2 separate regions of the Homo sapiens genome follow, and region 2 is linked to region 1. A link is an interaction called in ENCODE POLR2A ChIA-PET data of the cell type or tissue named here. Cell type or tissue: K562. All regions are shown on one strand.

Evidence for each region. ChIA-PET counts read pairs that join two places held together with the same protein. Peaks named below come from ENCODE experiments on the same cell type or tissue, not always from the same donor. Only the 100,000 strongest peaks of a DNase experiment are listed, where the experiment ranks them.
Region 2: POLR2A ChIA-PET joins it to region 1 with 10 read pairs; 15 of 35 experiments call an interaction of 5 or more read pairs at or near these places.

What each region holds. Positions count from the first base shown.
Region 1 is chr1:223,770,345-223,774,344 of GRCh38, reverse strand. CAPN2 (calpain 2) reads right to left here. Exons shown (of 21, transcript NM_001748.5): 18 at 3,820-3,898; 19 at 2,420-2,536; 20 at 2,106-2,164. It overlaps LOC105373041 (a long non-coding RNA gene), which reads left to right. Exons shown (of 2, transcript XR_949167.3): 1 at 1-77; 2 at 1,259-1,634. Among named protein-coding and RNA genes, the nearest start is that of CAPN2, 60 kb to the right of the region's middle. RefSeq lists an enhancer at 1,445-2,100. In K562, no CTCF peak of the experiment used is centred here; a DNase peak (open chromatin) is centred at 2,084.
Region 2 is chr1:223,838,531-223,842,530 of GRCh38, reverse strand. The region is part of intron 1 of TP53BP2 (tumor protein p53 binding protein 2); the gene reads left to right. Among named protein-coding and RNA genes, the nearest start is that of TP53BP2, 5.4 kb to the left of the region's middle. In K562, no CTCF peak of the experiment used is centred here; no DNase peak of the experiment used is centred here.

The sequences.
Region 1 (4,000 bases):
CTGAACGGAGAGCTTCTGAACATGGCTCATCCTTGCAAAGACTACGAGAAGCGAGGATCTCCAGGAACCTGCAAAAGGTAAGGCTTAGGAGTGGCAGGAAAAGCCAGTGGGTAAGAAGATGCTTCTCGGAGGAGATGCGGAGGGAGTGGACTGAGCAGGCAGGCCAGGTGGACCCTGGAGTGGGGGTGGGTGGCTGGGGTAGAATAGGATATCCAGCAAGAATGACAGGCTAGGATTTCCAGAACTTAACATGTGGCATGTTTCGTGTCACAGTTGTGTTGACTCTACTATTTATTTCATTTTAAATTTTTTGAGACAGGGCCTTGCTCTGTCACCCAAGATGGAATGTAGTGGGGAGATCATGGCTCACTGCGGCCTTGACTTCTGGGCTCAGGTGTTCCTCCCACCTTAGCCTCCTGGGTAGCTGGGTCTACAGGCACGCACCACCATGCCTGGCTCATTTTTTTATTTTTTATTTATTTTTTTCTGAGACAGGGTTTTGCTCTTGTTGCCTAGGCTGGAGTGCAGTGGCACCATCTCAGTTCACTGCAACCTCTACCTCCTAGGTTCATGTGATTCTCCTGCCTCAGCCTCCAGAGTAACGTATTTACAGGCACCTGCCACCACGCCCAGCTAATTTTTTTTTTAGATGCAGTTTTGCTCTTGTTGCCCAGGCTGGATGGAGTACAATGGTGCAATCTCAGCTCGCCGCAACCTCCGCCTCCCGGGTTCAAGCAATCCTTTCGCTTCAGCCTCCCGAGTAGCTGGGATTAACAGGCATGTGTCACCACGCCTGGCTAATTTTGTATTTTTAGTAGAGATGGGGTTTCTCCATGTTACTCAGGCTGGTCTCGAACTCCCAACCTCAGGTGATTCGCCCGCCTTGGCCTCCCAAAGTGCTAGGATTATAGATGTGAGCCACCGCGCCCAGCCCTAATTTTTGTATTTTCAGTAGAGACGCGGTTTCACCATGTTGGCCAGGCTGGTCTTGAGCTCCTGACCTCAGGTGATCCACCTGCCTTGGCCTCCCAAAGTGATGGGATTACAGGCATGAACCACTGCGGCCAGCCTAATTTTTTATTTTTTTAGAGATGGGGTTGACTCTACATTGCAATCTAGGGGTAGAGATATTTCCTAGGATATGTAAAGTTTTAAGCAAGTTAGTGTTATTTGTAACCAGATAGACTATATTTTCACTTTGCTAATACAATGCATAATAGCAGAATGAGACAGTTATTTAGTTGCTGCCTTCCTCCAGAGTTCAAAATCCATGGAAAAGAGCTGCCAGTGCCTTAGACCTGCCCTCCTCACCACTTCACTCCTCTGTTACACGGACAGGACTGACAACTGCCATTCTCACCCAGTGTCAGCCACTTCGCCCGGCCCTCTGTGGCCTTCCCTGAGTATAGAGGAAATGCTGACTGGAGCCAGGTGATAATGGAAGTATACCCCACCTGGCTTCTTTCTTTCAGTGAGAGAACTTCCTGTCATTGGGATGACACGAGAACATTTTACGCTTTGCTTTTTGTGAAATTAGCATACCCACTTAATTCAGATTGATGATCATTTCAGAGATGTGTATTGCTAGGGTTCCAGACACATGAGTGCAATAACAATAATAAATGGCAAACGTATTTACTAGTATTGGTTTTATCTTAAACGGGGAGGGAGTAGAGAAAACTAATTTGCTTAAAGTATTTTAAGTAGATCCACTCTAAGAATGATGGATCTTCCCAAAACCCAACTTGAATTTCAGCTGAAGGATTTCTTTATATAAACATGTTCTCCCTTGCATGCTAATCAGGAGTTCATTTTTCTAAGCATGATCCTGCAGCCACTCCTTAGTTTAACCTTGAGCTACACTCAAGTCAAAGCTCATGAGAAGAGGGAGCCAGGCGTGCATTTTGGACTTGAGAATAGGTGGTTGGAAAACAACTGCAAGTAAAAGTGCATTGTGGGATCTTACAACCGGTTACAGGCCTGGCCCCGACAGACCAAGAGCTCTTTAAAGCAAAACTTGAAAAAGCAGATCACTCAAGTAACAGCCCTTTCCGCCCCATGCCTCCCCCATCCCCTTAGAAGCAAGGCGGGGCCTGCTGACTCACAGAGATAAGGTCGAGCTCTATTGTTCCAGTATTCTCGGGATCCAGCTGCTTAAATATCTCTGTGGAGGGAGAAAAAGAGGGTGTCACAAGTGAGTGAGCTGAAACAGATCACATTATCCTCTTTTCAGTTCAGCAACTGACTTCACTGACCACCATACATGCTTTCTTCCTCACCCTCAAATTAGTAAAGAGGGAATTTCATTCTCAACTCCTGGAAGACATGTCTCTAGTTTAGATGATTTCACCGAGGTGAAAGGCAGGCCACTTTAATACCAAGAGAACTGAAATGAGTCATTCCCCAAATATCCACTTACTGAATAGCGTTTCCAGCCGAACCAAACACCGAACAAAATTATCAAAATCGATGATGAGCTGGTCATCTGCAAACCGAGCAACGATGACTTGGTGGAGTTGACAGGGCATCTTGAAACCTGAAGTTACATGAACAAACAAACTCATTGCTAAGCATTAGATTGTTCCATTTAGCTGCGCTCACAGGCTATGAAACTAATGTGGTGATTTAAATGAGGTATAATTGCTTTTGTCCCTTGGCTGCTCTTCTGTGAGACTGGTTTGATTTTGCAAAGCCAGTACCTTCTGCTGTTTCTTTTGTTTTTGAACTGTCCACCTTCACCCTGCCTGTGTCCTTTGCTGACACATAAGTGTTTTCTTGCCTGTTTCTGTTCTCATGGTCACAGTTGCTTCATGTTGTTAACCATGCTGCTGCTGTTTGATTTTTTGTTTAGCTCTCAATCGTCTTGAAGATCAGATTCTTCCTGGATATATGTGAGCAGAAGCTTTCCTGGTAAACTCATAGTAGTTCTCTCTCCTTCCAGAGTAAAATAATTTTTATTGAGCCTATGGCCACCTAGCATCAAGACTGCATGTCCCAGCTTCCTTGCAGTCAACAGAGGCCTTGTGATCAGAGTCTGGCTGGTGGGATGTGTGACCGGAAATGGCCTGTGTGCCCTTAAAGGCAAGGGGCCCTTCTTCTGTCAACCTGTTGGTGGCATGTGTTTGTGGTGGCAGGCTGTCCCAGGTCCCTTGGATGAGGGTGACCCTTGAAGGTCCGGTGGGCATCATGGATGGGGGGAGGCTGGGGGAAGCGTGATCAGATAGTGACATGGTAGGATAGTAGGAGGCACCGTCCTAGCCGTGGACTGCTGGAGCTGGGATTGCTATACGACAGAAAGACATACCTCGTATAAACCAATGTTGTGTGGGGTCTCTGCAGCAGCATTATATTCCAGCAAATAGAATGAACAGCCTCATGCTGACACATTTGTTCCCAAAGCCCAGCAGTCTCCTGCTTTGCTGGTCTACCACTCGCTTGTGTCCTTTTATTGATATCCAATTCTGCTAGGGTCTTACCCTAAGGGCTGAGCTGAGACATTTGATTTCTGCCTAACCAACCCTGCACCAGAAAGGAAGCACCTGGAGGAGGCTGTTGAGACCTGGCTTTGCCTGCTTACTGTGCCAGGCGGCTCCAAAGGAAACTTGGATTCAAGAAGGCACAGAGGGCAGAGCATCCTACTGCATTTAATTTTACCAATTAGTCTTTGAAAGGGGAATGAAAAGGAGGTGTCTGTATTAAACCAGCACCTACTTTATTTTATAGCTTTACCAAATCTTGTGTTATATGGTATAAGATGAGTGTTCACATATTCTACAGACAGATTAAACTAGGAACGAAAATGCAGTTATAAAGGGTTACCTGCTTCTTCTAATGCCTTCCGCATTTCATAGGAATTCATGGTACCAGACCTGTCAACGTCGATTTCTCGGTAAATTTTCTGGAACACATAAGTTAGCTGTAAGAACTATGACCCAAAGCAAAGCTGGCAAGTTACCTCCCTAGTATGTGCTGAGTGGGGATGAAGTTTTTCCAGCTCTGT
Region 2 (4,000 bases), 68 kb before region 1:
AAGACCAGAAGGCTTGAATTTGCCTGTCACTTGGTCATTGGAGATGCTGTATATTTGGCATGAATGTCCAGCTGTAATGGAAATGCTCTGTATCTTTGCTGTCCAGCATGGCAGTCACCAGCCACATGTGGCTACTGCACTTCAAATGTGGCCAAGGGAACTGAAGAACTGAACCTGAGTTAATTTTAATTATATTTAAATAGCCACATGCCTGGTGGCTACTGTATGACAATGCAGTCAAACCGATGTCATCATATAGCCCTTATATAGATGGTTTTAAGAAAATAATAGCTGGGCCGGGCACGGTGGCTACGCCTGTAATCCCAGCACTTTGGGAGGCCGAGGTGGGTGGATCACGAGGTCAGGAGTTTGAGACCAGCCTGACCAACATGGTGAAACCCCATCTCTACCAAAAATACAAAAATTAGCTGGGCGTGGTGGCGTGTGCCTGTAATCCCAGCTACTCAGGAGGCTGAGGCAGGAGAATCTTGAACCCTAGAGGCGGAGGTTGCAGTGAGCCGAGATCGCGAATCTTGAACCCTTGAGGCGGAGGTTGCAGTGAGCCATTGCATTCTAGCCTGGGGGACAGAGCGAGACTGTCTCAAAAAAAAAAAAAAAGAAAGAGAAAGTAATGGCTTATTTTAAAAAGCTCAGTTGAAGTGATCATAGTTTAATTCCTAAGTTTATGGCATTTTATCTTTCAGTGCTGCAGAGGCATAATTATTTCTAGTTATTTCATGATGCTGCAGAATAAAATTTGAGCTTCTAATTTTGAGGGTCTAGGAAAAAAATGGGATATTACAGTATCTCCTTTAGCAGTTTGACCACCTGATCAGTAGGATTTGTATATTTCTGAGCATAACTGCAAAGTGTGCAGCTCTACAGACCAGTAGCTTAACTTTTGCTTAAATACTTGTATTATTATTTACAAAGGTCTGGTTTTATTTGCACAGATTTGCACAAAACACAACCAAAATTGTGTTTTGAAACTAAAAATCTTTCAAGTTGTGTATTTGAAACATTATATTTGTATGACTTCAAGTTATGTATTTGGAACATTTTATTTGTATGATTATATCATGGTCTGAAAGAATTCTTTTTGCTTGAGTAATAGTGTAGCAAATTAGCTTAGATCAGGCTTTATTCCAGAATAAAGTTTAGATTAGGTCCCTAAAGAGAGGTTCCTATCTTTATAGAATTACAGTTATCAAAGGCTGTTAAACAAATAATCTATTTTTAGAAATGTGCAAAATATTTCTTTTATTTATTTATTTATTTATTTCTTGAGACGGAGTCTCACCACTCTGTAGTCCAGGCTGGAGTGCAGTGGCGCGATCTCGGCTCACTGCAGCCTCCGCCTCCTGGGGTTAAAGCAGTTCTGTGCCTCAGCCTCCCGAGTAGCTGGGATTACAGGCCACGCTCTGCTAATTTTTGTATTTTTTAGTAGAGACAGGGTTTCCCTGTATTGGCCAGGCTGATCTTGAACTCCTGACCCCGTGATCCACTAGCCTCGGCCTCCCAAAGTGCTGGGATTACAGGCATGAGCCACCGCACCCAGGAGCATCTCACATTTCATGTGCGTTAGTTTTGTTGCCTTGTGACTTCAGCTCTTAAAAGCTGAAAGACGTTTGAAAATTTCTGTATTTTTACCTGTTTCAGAGAAACCAGATTTAGACTTTTTAAAAGAAATTTACACAAGCATACACCTGCTTATATTTAACAATTAAGGAGAATGTATTTATCTGGAAGACACATGGAGGGTCATTTATTCGCATACACTGCTTCTAGGAAGAGCTGTGTTCCCTCCGTCTTTATCCCCACCGCCTCAGCAGACAATAAAACAAAACTTTCTTTTCTGGAGCTTTTAAAGAATACTGTAGACCTTTGTCTCTTTTGGTGATCTACCATAGTGTATGGCACTCTTTAAAAAGTCTTTCTGAAGTTAACACTGAGTATTCTTGAAGCTCATGTTATCTAGCCTCTCCTTAGCTTAAATGGGATAACTGCATACCATACCTCTCACCAGCTTTCTCCACAAGGATCTCACAGAATAAGAAGAACAGGAATTAAGAGTTTAGGAATCCAGAGTGTTCTTTTCAGCTCATGCCACTTAAGCCACACATTATTTAAATACTTGTTTTTGATGGTGTGCTAGGTACTGAACAGAACATTCTGTTTAATCAGATGTAATTGAAAAAAGAAAACACAGATGATGTGACTATGTATGAAATGTATAGTTATATTGCAGTGGTAGGTGAGACATTAAAATTCTATGTCTTATTGGGGCAAGCCAAGAAGTTTGGTCATTCGGGGATCCTTTATGAGCATCAAGTTTTAAGTAGTCAGTGATTTCTTAAAACACTTTGCATACCGTCTTACTAAAATAAATGTGTCTTATTAAAGAAATGCAAATTTTAAACATCAGTAGATAATGGGCAGGAAAAGTAGTTTTACAGATTTAGAAACTTTTTTTCTACATAAAATATACTCGAAAACAAATTATTTATTTGGATGATAATCGAACCAGATTTTCAATGAATATGTTCATTGGACCAGTAAGTACTGAACTTTCACTTGTTGTTGTTTTTTTTTAGACAGAGTCTTGCTCTATCACCCAGGCTGGAGTGCAGTGGCGTGGCGCCATCTCAGCTCACTGCAACCTCTGCCTCCTGGGCTCAAGTGATTCTCTAGCAGCAGCCTCCCGAGTAGTTGGGATTACAGGAGTGCGCCACCACACTCAGCTAAATTTTTTTTTCTATTTTTAGTAGAGACAGAGTTTCACCATGTTGGCCAGGCTGGTCTCGAGCTCCTGACCTCAAGTGATCTGCCTCCCAAAGTGCTGGGATTACAGGCGTGAGCCACCGCAGTTGGCCGAACTTTCACTTCAGTTGTTTTTCTGGATACAGATTTATAACTTAATACTACTTTATTTAAATTTCAAACATATCAACCCAAAATTCCTTAAGGCACAAGCATAGAAAAGTGGTAGAAAACCATAATGAATAAACTATTATAGATTACCAGTTTAAACTACTTGTGGTAATAAAAAATGATTAAGGCAATTTACTGTTCTTCCACAGGGGAGTGAACAATTTATATGTAAAAGCAGGGGGAGTGGAAGCTTCACTCTAACTTCCCTCCCAGGGATGAAGAGGAGCCCCCTTTCTGTGCCTCACACTGTGCCTGGTGATTTAGGTTGGTCATCCCGTCTAATCCCCTTATTACACTCTGAAGTTGATCTTCCCACTCTCATTCAACAGATAAGGAATTTGAAGCTCAAAGGGCTTAAGTAATTTGTTTCTGGTCACTAGTAGAAATGAGATTCGAACTGTCTGCCTGCAAACACATACTCTGTTCAAGATGGCAAATGCTTGGGTTAGAATATTTTTATATGTTTGACAGGACAAACAATGGTAATGATGTTCTTTTGGCTAATGGTAACTTCAAAAATTGCTTTTCAAAGCATAACCTTACTGTAGTTTTAAAGTAGAAAAGGAAAAATGGAAAAAAAAAAAAAAGAAAAAAATGGAGACATCGTCCCTTATTTAAATCCATACTGATGAGAAGATTGGCAGATAGTTCTCTTATCAACTTTCAAATGATGTGGAGGTGGTTACCTCCCCCTGGGCAAAGGAAACATCTCAATAGCTATTTCTTCCCACCTCTATCTAATATTACCATAGAGATCTCAGATCTTCCACATCTGCAGGGAAAGAGAAGGGGTGTGATAATTAGCTTTTGTATGAGGGGTGTTGAGTAGTCTTTCCTGAGATGATATCTGTAAATACGGCTTGAAGTTGATGATGTATTAGGTTGGTGCAAAAGTAATTGCGGTTCTTACCATCACCTTTGATGGCAAAACCACAATTACTTTTGGATCACCCTAATAGGAAAGGAGCAGAGTAGGATAGGCATGTTGGGAGAAGTGGAGGACAGGGACGCATAGAATGTCTGCTGTGAGATGACCAGTGACATTCAGCCATTTCCAGTTGCTCGAATG